Regions from separate parts of the Homo sapiens genome. Here region 1 is linked to region 2. A link is an interaction called in ENCODE POLR2A ChIA-PET data of the cell type or tissue named here. Cell type or tissue: MCF 10A. All regions are shown on one strand. Each heading gives the region's core, and the rest is flanking DNA. Links, peaks and the distances in the headings are about the cores only. Region 1 overlaps NDUFV2 (NADH:ubiquinone oxidoreductase core subunit V2). Region 2 has its middle 47 kb from the start of NDUFV2.

Region 1 (9,526 bases), core at 2,946-7,945, 62 kb after region 2:
TTTTTGATAGAGAATCTCGCTCTGTCGCCCAGGCAGGAATGCAGTGGCTCGATCTCAGCTCACTGCAACCTCCACCTCCTGGGTTCAAGCAATTCTCCTGTCTCAGCCTCCCAAGTAGCTGGGACTACAGGTGTGCGCCACCACACGCGGTGAATTTTTGTATTTTTAGTAGAGATGGGGTTTCACCATATTGGCCAGGCTGATCTCGAACTCCTGACTTTGTGATCTGCCCACCTTGGCCTCCCAAAGTGCTGGGTTTACAGACGTGAGCCACTGCGCCTGGCCAGAAGGATGGTACTTTTAAAATTAGTTTGGTGATATTAGACAGGATGTTTTGGATTGAGAAAAAGGGATCAGCCAGAAGACTTACAGTAATGCACAGACATGAAATAATGTCTGAAATAGTGGTGATAGTAAGACAGGGAAAGAACTAAAGACTTCATTGGGTTTTTTTGTTTGTTTTTGTTTTGAGACAGGGTCTCACTTTGTCACCCAGACTGGAGTGCAGTGGTGTGATCTCAGCTCACTGCAACCTTCACCTCCCAGGTTCAGGCGATTCTCCCACCTCAGCCTCCTGAGTAGCTGGGACTACAGGTGTGCGCCACCACACCCGGCCAATTTTTGTATTTTTTGGTAGAGATGCAGTTTCACCACGTTGGCCAGGCTGGTCTTGAACTCCTGACCTCAAGTGATACGCTTGCCTTGGCCTCCCAAAGTGCTGGGATTACAGGCATGAGCCACTGTACCCGGCCCTTCATTGGTTTTTAAAAGTTTAAATGTAATACATATAATGGCAAAAAATTCAAACAGTAAGCAAGGCTACATATTATAGTATATATACATAACAGTACAGAGTAGGGATACAAGAATATGTATTATGATAAAAAATATATGTTGCATATATTATATATGTTAACCCATGATACATCCCACCTTCTAACTTTCCACATTCTAACACCTCTGAAAGTGGGATGTATCACTGTTATCTAATATTCCATAAATACTCTACATATGGAGAGACAATACAACAAAACAGTTAAAAGCTCAGCTCCAGAGCCTGTTTCCTCATTTGTAAAAACAGAATAATAACAGTATGTACTTCATAGGTACATAGGTACTTGATAGGTATTTAATGCTTCTTGAGAGCATTAAGAGATGTATTTCATGGAAAGTGTTTAATATTCTGCCTGGCAGTAAAGACTAAATTTTCTTCCCACTCCAGATCTTGATTCCTCTCCTTAGAGACAGCAGCTGTTACTGGTTTCTTTTATGATGTCTCTGTTGAGATATTTTGATAGAAAAAGCAGTAAAAAATGGAAACTGGCACATTTCTAGATTTTATTGACTTTCTTAAGAACTTTGACAGATCTGAAATTTTACCCCATTTGTAAGCTAACAAGTTAACCTGCCTCAGTTTCATGGATGCTGGCAGGAGGCAGCATCCTGGGTCAGTAGGCAGCATGAACTTCATGTCAGTTCCCTTTGACATTCATATCTCACGGTAAGGGAGGAGACCACCCCTCATATTGTCTTATGCCCAATTTCTGCCTCCAAAAAAAGAAGAAGTAAAAACTAAAAGGCAGAAATGAAATCCACAAGCAGATAGCCCGGTGCCACACCCTGGGCCTGGTAAAGATCAACCCCTGACCTAATTGGTTATTTATAGATTACAGACATTGTATAGAAAAGCACTGTGAAAATCCCTGTCCTGTTCTGTTCCATTCTACCCCCTGCTTGCTCAATCGATCACGACCCTCCCAAACAGACCCCCTTAGAGTTGTGAGCCCCTAAAAGGGACAGGAATTGCTCACTTGGGGAGCTCGGTTGTTGGAGACAAGAGTCTTGCCGAAGCTCCCGGCTGAATAAAGCCCTTCCTTCTCAGTGTCTGAGGGGTTTTGTCTGTGGCTTGTCCTGCTACAATGGGAGTGACATGGAACAGCCTAGGTGAGTGCTGTGCATCACTGCTAAGGGACCTTGAGCTTGGGAAACCCTGTCTGTAAGAAAACTCACTCAACTTTTGCCCCAGGAGAAGGTATTTTATACAAAAATAATAGAAAAGATGGTCTTAAACAAAAGCTGTTCAGTGCTGCTGCTCACCAAATGCACAAACCTAAGACCCATGGAAATCTTTCTACCAGCCTATTTCTTCCTCCTTCCCCACTTTCTTTAACTAAAAGAGAAATTTATGAATTAATTTCAGTGGAGAAGTAGATGGTTTTTTAACCATCAAATACATTATAATTTTACTAGAAAAAGTATAAGCATTATACATATGGATATAAAGAAAAAATAATTATGTGCAAATGCAAGAATATTGGCAGTATGTTGTGTTTGACAGTAACTCTTTGATAAAGTCAACTAACAGCACAATTTTTTAAAAATAGGTGTAGTTTTAAAATGCAGTTGTTTGGATCTTTTTTTTTTTTTTTTTTTTAGTTATTAAATGTTTTATCCTTGTGTCAGTTAAGCAGGTGATAATGCTTTACAGGTTATATAGTACTTTCAGAGAAACTTTACTTAAATCTCAAAATAGTCCAATAAGAAGATAACCCTGTTTTATAGGTACAGAAATTGAGGCTTAAAAAAAAATTAAGTGAGTTGTTCTAGGTCAGATGTTAGTAAGTGGCAGAATGGTAATCTAAACCCAAGGCCTCAACAACTACAAAAAATCTGAAAGTCTGTTTTTTTCCTAGAGTTTAGCTACTTTATCCTGACCCTTCTCAATCAGTAGTCTGTCTTCAACGATTTGGACTTCAAACCACTTTTAGAAATATGTCTGTGAACTCATGTGCGTATCCAGAGCTTTACAAGTCAGCAAGAGAATGCCTCAGAATAGATTTTCCAATATGTAGCAACATAAGCCTAAAGAATAATTTTCAAGATTATCTCTATATTTTTATTTTAAGTAAAAGTACATGACAGATCCTGGATTAATGAGAAAGGGATCAAATATTAATCCAAAATGGAAGCTATTTTAATTTAGACATTTGGTGGTATTTAATTTGATATACAAGGAGGTTAGAAGGAGAAATAGGTTTTACAATAGAGATAAGTTTTTCTTATACCTGCTGAGTGTTTTATTTTAAGTAGGATTTTTTTGGCCAGTTAATCCATGCTAATAGGAAATTTGGAAAATAGAGAAAAATATAAAAAATGTAAAATAAGAGTCCCTTATTTCATTAACATCGTAATAAGAGATAAGCACTTTTAATTATTTATGGCCTTCTAGTCTTTTAATCAGTGTCTGTATTTAATGTAATTGGGATGATAATTTATGCATTTTTGTTTTTTTTGTTTTGTTTAACCCTGATTCCAGTTTCTACATGATTATTTTTACGACATATTTTTGTTAGCTACATAACGTTCTAGTGTCAGAATTATTAGTATTTAGTTAAAACCTGCTCAGATTGGGTTTTTAGGTTGTGTTTTTGCTGCAATAAACATAATAGGAACAACATGTTTTCATGTAAAGCTTTATCCTCATTTTGTACTGCAGGAAAAATACCTAGGTTAGAATTACTAAATTAAAAAATGGACACTTGGGGCCAGGCGCAGTGGCTTACGCCTGTAATTCCACCACTTTGGGGAGCTGAGGCGGGCAGATCACTTGACATCGAGAGTTCAAGACCAGCCTGACCAACATGGAGAAACCCCGTCTCTACTAAAAATACAAAAAATTATCCAGACGTAGTGGCACATGCCTGTAATCTCAGCTACTTGGGAGGCTGAGGTAGGAGAATCGCTTGAACCCGGGAGGCAGAGGTTGTGGTGAGCCGAGATCATGCCATTGAACTCCAGCCTGGGCAACAAGAGCGAAACTCCGTCTCCAAAAAAAAAAAAAGACACTTATTTAGGCTTTCCATATATCATGGTAATTTGCTTTCTAAAAGGCTATATGAATTTTTAAGTGTGCTTGTTTCTCTATATGCTCAACAGAATGGAATGCTATCTTAAAAGAAAAAAGATACTTGGTAGTTTGATAACTAGTAATGTTATTTTAAGTTGTATGTTTTTAGTTACTAGTAAGCAGTTTGAATTCTGTGAAACTTTTGTTCATGATCTTTACTCATTTTTTAAGTGCATTTATGATCTCTTCAGGCTATTAGCCTCTTGTCATCAAATGTGTGTAAGATTTAAGACTCATCACTGTCAAGTTAATGGATGAGTTCTCAGAGGCAAAGGCTTTATAGAGAAAAGAAGATAGGAGTGTGAACTGAGCCCTGAGGACAGCCTGCAAGGAGTGGATAAAAAGCCAATAAACAGAAAATGTTAGTGTTCAGAAATTAGGAGAAGACTGAATACTTTCCCTACTCTTAAAATTAATCCTTTTATTATAAGTATACAGTCTTTTCTCTCAGAATTTAGTTAAGTAACTCACTGATGTTACTCAAAAATTGTTACTCGATTAAAAAAATTTTCTGAGCTAAGATGACAGTGACTGTCTTCTAAATTTTAGTTTCAGTTAATTTTTCAAAACAAAACCAACACAATCAAAGCCCCCTTGTGCACCTCTGACTGTATCCCTCCCTGCCTTCCAATTATCCTGAAATTGATATTTATCACTCCCATCTTTTGTACGTGTGTCTCACATCCTGTACCTTAGTCTTTTCTTGTTAATTAAAGCAGATGTTCCATGTAAACTTATTTATTAATATTTCTTCAACTGAAATATCATTTGGACCTAGGGTAAAGTTAAATATACTATTGTGTTATATTACTCCGTTTACTTTCTTCTATGTTTGCCTTTGAATTGTCCAACTCTTTGCTAGTTCCATGCTTGGTTTAACCCAGCCAGTGTTCTGCCGTCTGTGGTTAGTAGAACTCAGAAATTGGAGGAATCCAGAACAGTAGTTGAAATACTTGGGGGCGGGGGACAGGGTAGGAGTGGAGGGTAGGAGCAAGAGGGCAAAGAGAAATGAAATGCAGCTGAGAGAATAATCAGATTCCTTCCAAAGCAACTGAACATTGTCAGTCCGCATAGCATCATAAATAGCTTTCTGAAACTACTTTTTTTTTTTTTTTTGAGACGGAGCCTTGCTCTGCTGCTCAGGCTGGAGTGCGGTGGCGCGATCTCGGCTCACTGCAACCTCTGCCTCCCAGGTTCAGGCGATTCTCCTGCCTAAGCCTCCCGAGTAGCTGGGACTACCAGCGTGCGCCACCACGCCCAGCTAATTTTTGTGTTCTTAGTAGAGATGGGGTTTTACCATGTTGGCCAGGATGGTCTCGATCTCTTGACCTCGTGATCTCCTTGCCTTAGCCTCCCAAAGTGCTGGGATTACAGGCATGAACCACCACACCCGGCCAGAAACTACTTTTTACGGCTGGAGTTTCAGAACTAATTTAGTAAAGGATTGAAAAGGAAGGAGGATACAGTTGACTCATTTGTACAGAGTATATGACTCATTTGTACAGAATGAAAACATGTTTATGAAGGTTCACACTAAGTGAAAGCTGGCATCCAAGTTGATTCAGACAAAAGTGAAAGTCAAGAAGTTAATAGTACATTAATTCTCCAAATGCATGCCAGCAGAGCGTGGCAGGAAGGTACACAAGTCAGCAGATCTGGGTTGTCCTGGTTCTCCTATTGACTCGTGTGTGTGATGTTAGGTGGGTGAATCTTGGCTTTGAATCTCCATTTGTAAAATAACTCTCCTGAAATAGAGATGGATAGGGTAGAATACCATATTTCTTAAGATCTTTTATAAGTTGATTCCATTGTTGTAAATTATGAATCCTAAAGTATTTCTTTATGAAAAATTTTTTAAGGCTATGATTTACTAAACTTTCTTAAAATTTTAAATTTTAGGGAAGACATGTAAGGAATTTGCATAAGACAGTTATGCAAAATGGAGCTGGAGGAGCTTTATTTGTGGTAAGTAATTACTTAGATTTCTTTGGAAAGAAAAGACTTGGAAATTGGGGTAAATCCATTGTAAAAATCCAAAATATCTTAAATACCATTGTCTTTGATATATGATGGTCATCGTGAGAATTTACATACAGCTAATTGAATTTACTACATTTCAAAAGATGTTGGTTCCAGTTGAACCTCATGAGTTTAAATTAGTATCAGGAAAACTCTGGGAATAAGAATTTATTTCCAGTGAAATTACTGTGTGAGCCCTAACCTGATTCTCATCACACTTTGGGTTCTCAGTCATGTTGGCTTACTGAGAGTTTGGAGATTGTAACTTGTTGAATCCCAAAATGACACTAGTTTGAAACTCATGGATTTTAGTAATGTAGTAACTAGATTAGCAGCTGGTCTTTATATTTTTAGTTTCCGGAGTTTTAACTATAAATAGAAGTCTGTGAACTCCCCAGATTAGTTGCACAATTTGGAAAGGATAAGATATTATATCTCCCTTTTCTGACAAGGTGCTGTTTTCAGGGATTAATCTAGTATAAAGGCAATATAGTGGACTTGTGTGATGATTTAGAGTTAGTGGTGTAAGAAGTAGCTTCCTGCTATATATCAAGCATCAAATTGGCCACATATTTGAGATCATTGTCCAGAGTGTCTGTTTTCTTTCCTCTTTTGGCTTATGTCCTTTAAAAAGCAGAACTCCGAGAGTTAACATATCAAGAGATTCATTTCTGTATTCACCACACATACATAACATTAATTGATCGTAAGTGTTAATCTCAGTGTGACTCATTTGATTTCCTGTTGACATGCCATTTCTTGTCAGTTTTTGAAGAGGGCCTGCTTCTGCTCTTTTAAGAAGAGATAAAGCTTCTTGCTGTTGGCTATTATGGAAAACGTGGGAAAGAGATGGTGCTGTTTTTTTTTTTTTTTTTTTTTTTTTAAGATGGTCCTTTTGTACCCTCCTAAAGTAATGGGTCTTAACCCTTTTGGATCCCAGATCCCTTTGACAATCTGATAACCTTGCTTTTGGGAAAATACACATATGTTCACATTTAAAATTTTGTGTTTTAATTTCATAAAGGCTTCCAATAATTGGTAATGTTTTGGTAATTCTATCAGAAGATCTTACTCTCTAATGAAGCTGGATAACACTTTTTGTTGTTTGGGTTTTTTTGGTCCTAAAGGTACTTCTCTTATTCTTTAAATGGTCCTTTGTAAATTTTTAAATTCTGCTAACTTTACTTTGGTAATCATACTTATCAAATGTGTGTTTAGACATTCTTTTTGATGGAAGGATAGGGTGGTATATATCATGTTGGAATTAAAATGGAGAGATTAAACAATAAGTAATAGTATAGTAATGTACAGTGTCATTCACACTTGAGAGAATTTGGATAAGTCTGAAAAACTGTTTTTGTTGTGTAGCACAGAGATACTCCTGAGAATAACCCTGATACTCCATTTGATTTCACACCAGAAAACTATAAGGTATGGCTAAATTAACATTATAATTAATTTACCAAATAGGTAATATTTTCTAGATGTATAAAATGATGTTCTTTCTTTTATACAGAGGATAGAGGCAATTGTAAAAAACTATCCAGAAGGCCATAAAGCAGCAGCTGTTCTTCCAGTCCTGGATTTAGCCCAAAGGCAGAATGGGTGGTTGCCCATCTCTGCTATGAACAAGGTACTGGATTCATTTTTGCCTTAGTTCTAAAAGAGAAGAGATTGTGTATGATAATTTCCTTTTATAGAAATTACTCTGATCATCTCCAGTGTCAGAATCTAGGATTTTGGAGCCCTTTAGCCATTTGTATGTTTCCTTGAATTGTCTTTGTGTTTTTGTTCATTCCCTTAATGCATAGAGGTGATTTCTAACCTTGCAGGAAATAAGGAAGGCATTATGGTGAAAGAGGGTATGTGTTTTTTTTTTTCCTTTTGAAGGAAATGGTCAAAGATAAAAGATTCCAAATGTGTATAACTTAGTGTCAAGATATTCTGAAAATTAATGTAATATTTAAACACTAGAATTACAGAAAAGAAGATCTGCTCACTAGTATGAAAATTTTTAATATTTTACATCTTTGGCTGTAGGCTGTAAGAAAAATCTGTATAATAGGTGATATTTATACAATTTGATTATGCTACTTTGGAATCAACGACCTATAGAAATGCTATGGATGACCCATTTTATTCAAAGTTACTCTATTCATATAATATTCATTTTTCCTAATAGTTTTGAGCAGTAATACAAATTTCAAGTTTATTCGTATCCTGTTAATACAAATAACTACATTTGTGTGGTGATGTATTACAGCATATCATTTATAAAGTGCCATACACAAACCACATACTATTTGATTCTGATGAGAATCACATAACCATTAAGCTGTGTTATATAATGGAAAATATTTTTGACTTAGAACTAAGACACCTGATTTTTCTCTGAACTTCCTCATTGGCAATGAAAGTTTTGAACCAGGTAGACCTCTTCTAATTATTAAGTTATGATTTCTGAGCGGTAGTGCTAGGACTGAATTCATTTCTAAATCAGTGCATTTTCTACTTGACTGACTATAACAGAGATTTTGTTGTACTTCATTCTTACCACTTTCTAAACTTAATTTGGTTATAACTCTTAGGCTAGACAATCATCTTTCTGAGAGAATAGGAATGTCCTCAATTTATCTAATAGAATCCTAAATGCAAATTTTAGATTTAGTTTATTGATATTTTATTTTATTTGCATTGTATAGTACTATAACACTGGTTTTTCCCTATGAAAAATATTATAAAGCAAGTTTAGTGAGTTACTATCCTGAGTAAACATAGGTGGTTATTTCTTCGATAAATTATGTATTTCTTGGGAAGTTACTTAACATTTTTTTAAATTAAAATAGCCAACTTTATAATGATTTAGGTATATGTTTCTAATTATAATGTTATTATTTTGAAAAAATCATATTTTTAGTAATGGTAAGCCTGTTGGAAATCTTGCTGAGTGGCACGTTAGCAGAGCAAAATAAAAATAAATAAGAAACTGAAAGTGAAAACATTTAAAAAATAAGACAGGCATGGTGGTGCATGCCTGTAGACCCAGGTACTCAGGATGTTGATGTGGGAGGATTGCTTGAGCTTAAGACCAGCCTGGGCAAGATGGTGAGACCCTATCTCTTAAAAAATATGTATTTATATATTGTCCTATTATATTTAGGGTTGGATTTGTGTGGGGGAAAGGCAGGAAGTGTAGGGTATAGGGAATAGACTCAAGATTCTTTGCACTTTACATTTGGGACTTTTATTTTAATGTTACTGCCCCTCCCCCCAACCCATGAAACACCTAACCTTACAACAAAAAATATCCAGAAGCTTAATAATTATTTATTTAACCGTCACTAAGGTGTAGGGAGATGTGCAGAATTCCAGGAAGGAGTCTTTTCCTAATTAGACAGTCAGAGCCTCATTCCAGATTTATTATTCCTTTGGTAGGGTTCCAGCATGTATATTTTGATAGAGAGCTCCCCAGATTCAGGGATACGTCCTTGATTCAGAACTGCCGAATGAAATAGCACAATTACTTTATCTGTCACAAGTGAGCCATGATTAGATGTCTTTTGAGAATATATTTCCTTTAGAATTCCTAATATGAGAAAG
Region 2 (9,526 bases), core at 2,288-7,287:
TGGGTGCTGCTAAAAGCATTCAGTTTTAAAAGGGAAACAGAGCATAAAAGTTTGAAAATTGCACCCTGATGATGCAAATTCCTATTTTCTGAGGAAAAATTCAAGCCAGCTGCAGAAATTTGCATAAGTAACAAGAAGCCAAATGTTAATCTCCAGGATAATGGGGAAAATATCTCCAGGGCATGTCAGAGACCTTTGAGGCAGTGCCCCCATCACAGACCCAGAGGCCTAGGAGGAAAAAATGTTTTCTGGGGCCAGGTTCAGGGCCTCCCTGCTGTGTGCAGCCTAGGGACTTTGTGCCCTGCATCCCAGCTGCTCTGACCTTGGCTAAAAGAGGCCAATGTACAGCTTGGGCCATGGCTTCAGAGGGTATAATCCCCAAGCCTTGGCAGCTTCCATGTGGTGTTGAGCCTGCAGGTGCGTAGAAGTCAAGAATGGAGGTTTGGGAACCTCTGCCTAGATTTCAGAGGATTTATGGAAATGCCTGGATGTCCAGGCAGAAGTTTGCTGCAGGGGTGGGGCTCTCAAGGAGAACCTCTGTTAGGGCAGTGCAGAAGGGAAAAGTGGGGTTGAAGCCCCCACACAGAGTCCCCACTGAAGCACTGCCTAATGGAGCTGTGAGGAGAGGGCCACCATCCTCCAGACCCCAGAATAATAGATCCACCAATAACTTGCACTATGTGCCTGGAAAAGCCACAGACACTCAACACCAGCCTGTGAAAGCAGCTGGGAGGGAGGCCGTACCCTGCATAACTGCAGAGATGGAGCTGCCTAAGACTATGGAAACCCACCTCTTGCATCAGTGTGACCTGGATGTGAGCCATGAATTCAAAGGAGATCATTTTAGAGCTTTAAGATTTGACTGCCCCACTGGATTTCAGACTTGCATGGGGCCTTTAGCACCTTCATTTTGGCCAATTTCTCCCATTCAGTATGGGTGTATTTATCGATGCCTGCACTCCCATTGTATCTAGGAAGTAACTAACTTGCTTTTGATTTTACAGGTTCATGGGCAGAAGGGACTTGCCTTGTCTCAGATGAGATTTTGGACTGTGGACTTTTGAATTAATGCTAAAATGAGTTAAGACTTTGGGGGAGGCCGGGCGCGGTGGCTCACGCCTGTAATCCTAGCACTTTGGGAGGCCGAGACGGGCGGATCACGAGGTCAGGAGATCGAGACCATCTTGGCTAACACGGTGAAACCCCGTTTCTACTAAAAATACAAAAAATTAGCCGGGCGTGTTGGCGGGCGCCTGTAGTCCCAGCTACTTGGGAGGCTGAGGCAGGAGAATGGCATGAACCTGGGAGGCGGAGCTTGCAGTGAGCCGAGATCGCGCCACTGCACTCCAACCTGGGAGACACAGCGAGACTCCGTCTCAAAAAAAAAAAAAAAAAAAAAAAGACTTTGGGGGACTGTTGGGAAGGCATGATTGGTTTTCAGATGTGAGGACATGAGATTTGGGAGGGGCCAGGGATGGAATGATATGGTATGGCTGTGTCCCCACCCAAATATCTTGAATTGTAGCTCCCATAATTCCCACATGTTGTGGGAGGGACCCAGTGGGAGAGAATTGAATCATGAGGGCAATTCCCCCCATACTGTTCTCGTGGTAGTGAGTAAGTCTCACAATATCTGATTTTTTTTTTGAGATGGAGTTTTGCTCTCGTTAAATATGAATATTTAGACCTGCTATATAATATGTAAACCAGGCTATATGAATATTTAGACCTACTATATAAATATTAAAACCTACTTAAGTGCCTAAGTGTCAAATTTAAATATGAATTGCAAATTTCACAACTCTGGTGTCTATTGGCTCTTAAAACCACCCAAGCTACCTATTGTGGGGAAAACTATTCTATAAGATGGGTGATGAGGTTTTAAAAGTGGTTTACTAACTTCTTAACCATAAAAACAATGGGAGGAAAGACTGAGAAAATAACTCAGTACATTTGACTAAGTAACATTTTTCAATTTTTTTAATGCTAAAAGGCAAATGGCAGGCTAGGATGATTTTACAGTGGAATAGGAAGTCCAGCAAACACTTTGGAAAGTGTAAGACAGGAGGTTGACAACAAGGGGAAGCACAGCAGTAGGGGCTGGGAGAAGGAGGGACTGGAAGACCAGGAAAATTGGGATTTTGGATGGCAGTGGCAGAATATGGTGAAACATGGTGGGCTTCATATCCACAAGTTAGTAATAAAAGGGGTAGAGCGATGACCTGTGACTATGCAAACTAGGGCCCCAGTGAATGTTTTGGGTCTAAATGACCTTGAAAGTCTACCACCTTCACTAGCTTTAGCTCAGGGTTGGGAATGGAATATGGAACAATGCCATATTATCTTATACCTGAGAAGCTCATTCCCTGGCTGTAAGGGAAGGAGAATTCATTCACTCTGAAAGCCTTCACCTTTTAATGGAACTAATAACTGCCATGGCAAAATGGAGAGCTGAGGCTTCTGAAGAATACTAAATGTCCCTACAATGTCTTAATGAACAAAGAGAAATATCCACGGTAACTCACAGCCACAGGATGGAAGATCTCCTAGTACTGGGATTCCCAACAGTTCTGACATAATTCTTTGCTGCCCTCACCATTTTTAGATACATTCTTGTTTGTCCACTCCCCCTTTTTCTCTGCTGAGTTAACATCTCAACAGTAAAGGTCCCTCATATTCTCCAAACATCAGGAGAAAAAAACATCCTTTCAATGTACTTTTCCTCTTCTTTTTCAGCAGGGAAACTGGTGCTATAGCTGCCCAACAGGTTCTTCTCACTTGCTGCCCAGATAAAACCAATGTATCAAGACAAGGGAATTGCAATAGAGAAAGGGTTCAAGATACATAGGGCCAGCTAAACAGGAGAGCAGAATTTTATTATTATTCAAATCAGCCTCTCCAAACATTCAGAGGCTAGGGTTTTTTCAAGATAGTTTGGTGGGCAGGGGGCTAGGGAATGGGTGCTGCTGATGGTTGGGGATGCAATCATAGGGATGTGGAAAATGGTCCTCATGCCCTGAGTCTGCTTCTGGGTGGGGGCCACAGGACCCATTGAGTCATAAGTCCAAATGGAGTCATCTTGGTCATCAGAAAAGCTAAAGTCTGAAAAGATATCTCCAAAGGCCAATATTAGGTTCTACAATAGTAGAGGTTATTTATAGGAGTAATTGGAGAAGTTACAAATCTTGTGACCACCAGAACAATGACTGGTTATTCTTTAACTATACCTACATCTTTGCAGAACTCAGATTCTTCTCATAACCCTAACCTTGTGGCCTTTCATTAGTTTTACTAAGGCAGTTTAATTTGGGGAGGGATATTATCATCCTTGCTTTAAGGATAGATTTCTCCCAAAGTTAGCTTGGCCCACACCCAGGAATGGAGGTTACAGGCAAGATGGAGTTGGTTAAGTCAGATCTCTTTCACTGCCATAGTATTCTCACTATTATAACTTTTGCAAAGGTGGTTTCAGAGATGTGCAATGGCATAATGGTTATGAACCCAGACTCCAGAGGCAGTCTGCTTGGATTTGAATCCTAGGATTTTCATCTAGCTGTGTGACCTCAGACAAGTGACTTAACGGCTCTGTGACTCCAAGTCTCCTGCTGTAAAATAGGGATGATAGCATCTTTTCTTGGTGATGCTGCGAGGAAAAGGAGTTAATATGTGTAAAGACATTTAGAAAGGCCCTGGCACACAGTAAATGTTAGTTACTGCTATAGAAGTTGCTGAATGAATGATTTCAACAATAGTCCATGTGGAACATGTAAACCAATTAAATATTTGTTCCTAAAGGAACAGAATATTTATAGACATATAGCCTATTTATTTTCTTCTATTGAGCAGCTGACAGTAATAGTGGATGTACATGTTTGTCTTCTTAATAGGAAAGAAGTAGGCTTAGGTTGACTGAGTGCCTACTGTTTGCTAGGCACAGTATAGATATCTTTTCACCTTATTCTCAAAACAAGCCTGAGAATTAGATATTTTATCCTCGTTTTTCTTAGGCAGAAACTTGCCCAAAGTTGCACATCTCGCTCCAAATCACAGTGCCTAGCAAGGTCTAGGCAGGAATTCAAGCCCATCTGACTACAACATACAATGTGTCAACACAGATGTCCACAACTTTGCTTTGTATGTAGCCACCTGAAAGAGAATGAATTAGAATAATTATTTTTGAGGGAGTTCAGTGCCATCAGGTGCCAAATTATTTATTTGCAATGCCAAATTGTATGGTTTTCTATTTAAACAGAGCTTTGGTCTAGGTGTAACTGTAATATTCTAGATAGAATATTACTTGTCTAGTGGCCTATCTCACAAGAAAATAAATAAATAAAATAAAAATATTGCTGGAATTTGAAGGATAAATCAATATAGATGCCTCAGAAAAGATGGGGTAGGGTGAGTGGAGTAATAATTTTGGGAAATGTAATGACCAGAAAATAAACTATCACTATTGCTGCATTTTGCTTTTGTCCAATATTCTCTTGGCATGTATGGACATGAACTACCATTCAGTGAAACTGACATGTTCTCTCTCCTTTGAGAAGGATCATGGAGGTTTCTGGTGCCATCGTTTTAAATGTTCCAAATAGAAGCAAACATCTACTGTTAGAAAAGTAAACCAAGTGAAGAAAAGAAAAGAAAATGACTTGCATTCTTTTGCATAGATATGGCTATATCAAGTAATTAGGGTTGTACTAAAGAGGTTGGGAATATATTTTATTTATTTGCTTATGTGACTTTTACTCATTATTTTCATTTTGTGGTGAGTAAAGGGAAAAATGTAGTAAGAACAAAATGACCTTTCCATTTTGTCCTAAAACCAAACAGGAAGAGGGAGTACTGCCATCTTTTGGTTACACAATATAATAATTTTAAATCGTTACACTTAACAACAGCCAGATGAATGCCAATATTAGTCATCACCAAATGAACAGAAACACTGACTTACCTGGCATGAGTTAGTTCCTTAGACTATTTCTTCATAATAGCTTTCTTCTGCAAAGTAATCACAGAGACTCCAAAATCTCATTTTTCTTTCAATTGTAGACAGAAAGAGAAAGTACTGGTGGGCTAAGTAGATTATCTTAAAGAGCACTGACAGTTCTAATATTTGTATTTAATGATTCTAAAGCATTCAGAGTAAACAAAGATAAAAGAGAACTTTTAATTACTAAAGTCAATTTCACAATTGCCCCAGGGGTGAAGAACTTGAGTGCAAGGCTGAACTTCCTTAGACCAAGGAAACACTATGGCAAAGCCTGCCAGGTATCCACTACAGGGCTTCATCTACACCAAGCAAGACAAAAAGTACAGCAAAAACACAATTGGAGCATTCCTGGAATGTTCTTTCTTTTTCTTTTCTTTTTTTTTTTTTTTTTCTTGTGAGAACAGAGTCTTGCTGTGTCACCTAGACTGGAGTGCGGTGGCACAATCTCAGCTCACTGCAACCTCCCCTTCCTGGGATCAAGCAATTCTCCTGCCTCAGCCTCCTGAGTAGCTGGGTGTACAGTCACCCGCCACCACGCCCGGCTAATTTTCGTATTTTTGGTAGAGATAGGGTTTTGCCATGTTGGCCAGGCTGGTCTCGAACTCCTGACCTCAGGTCATCTGCCCGCCTCGGCCTCTCAAAGTGCTGGGATTACAGGCGTGAGCCTCTGCGCCCGGCTGATTTTTTTTTAAGGAAATATGGTACTACAATAGAAGGAAACTAAAGAAGTTTATCAGAGTGTACTATAGAGGGCCGCCTCTCAGTGAGCTGAGTTGGCTGCAGGGAGGCCATAGACACTGTTGTTACAAGACACGTTTTATTAACAGCCATCCTGAAGAAAAGACTTTGAATAGGTTGAGGGTATATATTTTAAAGAGGAAACATTAATTTGAAAAGGAGAAGAATCTGGAAAGGAAATATAATCCCCTCAAATCCTGTCTAGATCCAGAGAAGCAGCTATCCAAATGAGGTTTTTTTAAGGCTCATCAGGGTGGCAGAAAATAGAATATAAAGCCCCGAAGGGGATCTTAAGATATTTGGAATAAAAGGGAAATATGGAAGTGTCATGGCAGTTGAGTGAAAGGAAGTGAACTGAACTTGACATTTATTTGGATAATATCACTTTTCTATATGCGCAGTACTGATATGTTTTTAAAAATAAAAGCACGAAATTTTTGTTATTTGTTATTCTTATTAAGAAGATAAATAAGTAAACATTTTCATAGGGTACCAGAGAGGAGAGCGGGCGAAGGGAGGACCTGGTTTCTAGTCGTAGGTCTCCACTGACTAGCAGGCTGCCCTTATGCCACTTAGACTCCCTGAGTCTTGGTTTCCTCATCTACAAAGTAAGTTCGCTGGATGCCACCATAGCTTCTCAAGCTGAGTTCTGAGGACTCCTCCCCATCTATGAATTATTTTCAGAAGCTGATAGGTTCTCTGCTTTGAGAAGTATCAGACTCAGTCATTTCTAATGGCTTTGCTAGCTCGAAAATTCTAAGATATAAGATATATTTTTCTTCTCTAATTCCCTCAGGACCCAGAAGAGGAAGAAAAGTCAGCATACTTATTTTTTTCTTGTTTTCCTTCTCCCTGACATGCAATTATTCTATTGTTCTGAATTTCTAGAGCAGTGCTTTCCCACAGAAATACATTTAACTTAAAATTTTCCAGGCCAGGCGCAGTGGCTCATGCCTGTAACCCCAGCACTTTGGGAGGCCAGGGCAGGGGGATCACTCGAGGTCAGGAGTTCAAGACCAGCCTGGCCAACATGGCGAAACCCTGTCTCCACTAAAAATACAAAACTTAGCCAGCCGTGAGGGTGAGCATCTGTAGTCCCAGCTACTCAGGAAGCCAAGGCAGGAGAATCGCTCAAATCCAGGAGGTGGAGGTTGCAATGAACTGAGATTGTGCCACTGCACTCCTGGGCAACAGAGTGAGACTGTCCCCCCAAAAAAATAAAAAATTATAGTAGCCACAGTTTTAAAAGCAAAAAGACATGGGTGAAGCTCATTTTAATTATATATTTTATTTAGCCAAATATATCCAAAATATTCTGATTTCAACATGTAATCAATGTAAAAATTAATGAGATGGTTTATATATATTTTTTGTACTAAGTCTTAGAAATCCAAAATGTATTTTACATTTACAACACATTCCAATTCAAAGTAGCCATATTTCAGGTTCCATAGTCACATTATAGCACCAGACCCATCTGATTCATCTTTTATGTAACAAAGTTGTGGGTTGTTTTTCAGTTGCCCTGGACCCTTGGGTCACGTGACCTGGGCATGCCCAGATGAACCAAGAATCACAGGGGGAACCTAAGTGCTCAGGCTGAGGGCAGGGGACTGGATTAAGAAGTGGACACCACATGGCAGGATCCAGGATCCAATCAGATCTAGCTGTGGCGTCACCCCATGGCAGGATCCAGGATCCAATCAAATCTAGCTGTGGCGTTACCCCATGGCAGGATCCAGGATCCAATCAGATCTAGCTGTGGCGTCACCCCATGGCAGGATCCAGTGAGATCATGCCTCATTACCCTTTGCTTATAAAAACTAGATCCAGCTCCCAGTCCCGGGAGGTACTGCTTTGGGACCAGGTGTTCTTATCTGTTGCAAGTAAGAAAATCCCCTTGTTAACAATCCTCTTTGGTTCTGGTCATTGGACTGTCATTCACCAAGCTACCAAACCCACCCATTGTATGGGAAACAACACATGGCTGATGTGGGAAGTTCCTATGTCCTGTAGTGGACAGCACAGTGACAACCCTATAGTTGGAGAGCTGATACGTGGCTGTTCGGGTACCCTGAAAAATAGGCCTGTTTGGTTACCCAGTATCACAACCTAGGGATGGTCTGGAATGCATAGAAAAAGCTCAGGACCTAGAGGAAACATTTCTCTACTCAAAAACCTGCAGTGTACATGCCTCCTTCTCAGACCATCAGTCCCTCCCTTCCAGAACACATGATAATCGGTATTTCTTTCTTTCTTTTTTTTTTCCAGCCCTAATGCTGCTTCTCAGCAACAAAGCTGGAAGTGTTTTTCTCAACAGACCATTCCCCGGAGAAGAATGTAATTATATCTCTGTCTTTGGACTCAGGCAGATAATGATTACCCACAAAAATCCCTGCTGTAGAAACAATGAATTTGTACTAGTGCTCTTCGTTTTTTAAATGATGCGGAAACTTCCATTAATTCACCAACCCTATTGCAGGAGCCTGATTCAGAGACTGTCTGCAATTAATGCATTTTTTGTTGTAAGACATGAGAGCAGAAGAGGATAGAAATAATGAGAATCTAATTTGGAAGTCAGTGATGTAGACTTCAGTTTGAGATATCATGTTTGTCCTTTTATAGAAATGCTTGGAACAGTGAGTAAGAGGAGTAATAAGAAATTTTGCACATTAAAATAAGACAGGCTATTTTGTATGGGGGAAGATAAAGATTTTTAAAAATTCAGCCAATACACTCTGTGAAATAAGAGTATTATATATGTATAGAAGTACAGAGCTTCCTACTTCTTATCAAAATGGCTTCTGGCATCTTTCAATTTCATCATCTTTCCATTTTCTTATCTTTTCCTATTGGGGATGGCAGTGTAGTTCAAAGGGATAAAAAATATTGGAATTAAGTATTTCCTACTTTCTTTTTGAGACAGGTTCTTGCTCTGTTACCCAGGCTGGAGTACAGTGGCATGATCAGGGCTTACTGCAGCCTCAACCTCCTGTCTCAAGCAATCCTCCCACTTCAGCCTCTCAAGGAGCTGGGACCACAGGCGTGCACCACCATGCCAGGCCAGGCTAATTTTTTTTTTTTTCCGCAGATGGGATCTTACTTTGTTGCCCAGGTCTCAAACTCCCAGGCGTAAGTGATCTTCTCACCTCAGCATCCCAAAGTGCTGGGATTACAGGCATGAGCCACAGGGACCCTTCTACTTTCTTAAGGGGGCAAGGGAAAGACAGAGTATGTCTATCAACATCAGGTACTTATGTAACATTTGTCACAGTGTGTCAAACTAACCCTCTCCTCATCCCTCTAGGAACAGACTTGGCAAGCCAGAGGGCTGAAGAAGCTAGAGGGGCCACAGGATAAACCACTGATGAAATCACTGGTGGGAAAATGAGATTTCCCTGTATCTCACTCAAGCCTATTGCTGCAGTATTGATTAATCCGTGTGCTTTTTGTGTCAATGGTTCCAGACAAGCGCCATCATGCACTCTCTCCCTTTTTCATCATTGATATCAACTCAAAAAAGATGGGCTCCAATAGAAGGAAGAAGGATTACACCGCATATAGTATAAACAATAAATTTGGGGCCAGGTGTGGTGGCTCACACCTGTAATCCCAGCACTTTGGGAGGCCGAGGCGAGCAGATTGCTTGAGCTGAGGAGTTCGAGACCAGCCTGACCAAGACAGTGAAACCCTATCTCTGCTAAAAATACAAAAATTAGCCAGGTGTGATGGCACGTGCCTGTGATCTCAGCTACTCGGGAGGCTGAGGCAGGAGAATCCCTTGAACCTGGGAGG

Evidence for each region. ChIA-PET counts read pairs that join two places held together with the same protein. Peaks named below come from ENCODE experiments on the same cell type or tissue, not always from the same donor. Only the 100,000 strongest peaks of a DNase experiment are listed, where the experiment ranks them.
Region 1: POLR2A ChIA-PET joins it to region 2 with 5 read pairs; 4 of 35 experiments call an interaction of 5 or more read pairs at or near these places.

The regions. Positions count from the first base shown.
Region 1 is chr18:9,112,032-9,121,557 of GRCh38, forward strand. NDUFV2 (NADH:ubiquinone oxidoreductase core subunit V2) reads left to right here. Exons shown (of 8, transcript NM_021074.5): 2 at 5,807-5,872; 3 at 7,295-7,357; 4 at 7,443-7,559. It overlaps NDUFV2-AS1 (NDUFV2 antisense RNA 1), which reads right to left. Exons shown (of 3, transcript NR_110772.1): 3 at 9,234-9,425. Among named protein-coding and RNA genes, the nearest start is that of NDUFV2, 14 kb to the left of the region's middle. RefSeq lists an enhancer at 1,617-1,866. In MCF 10A, for the core only: no CTCF peak of the experiment used is centred there; a DNase peak (open chromatin) is centred at 5,380.
Region 2 is chr18:9,050,583-9,060,108 of GRCh38, forward strand. No RefSeq gene overlaps it. Among named protein-coding and RNA genes, the nearest start is that of NDUFV2, 47 kb to the right of the region's middle. RefSeq lists a silencer at 4,888-4,997. In MCF 10A, for the core only: no CTCF peak of the experiment used is centred there; DNase peaks (open chromatin) are centred at 4,919 and 5,229.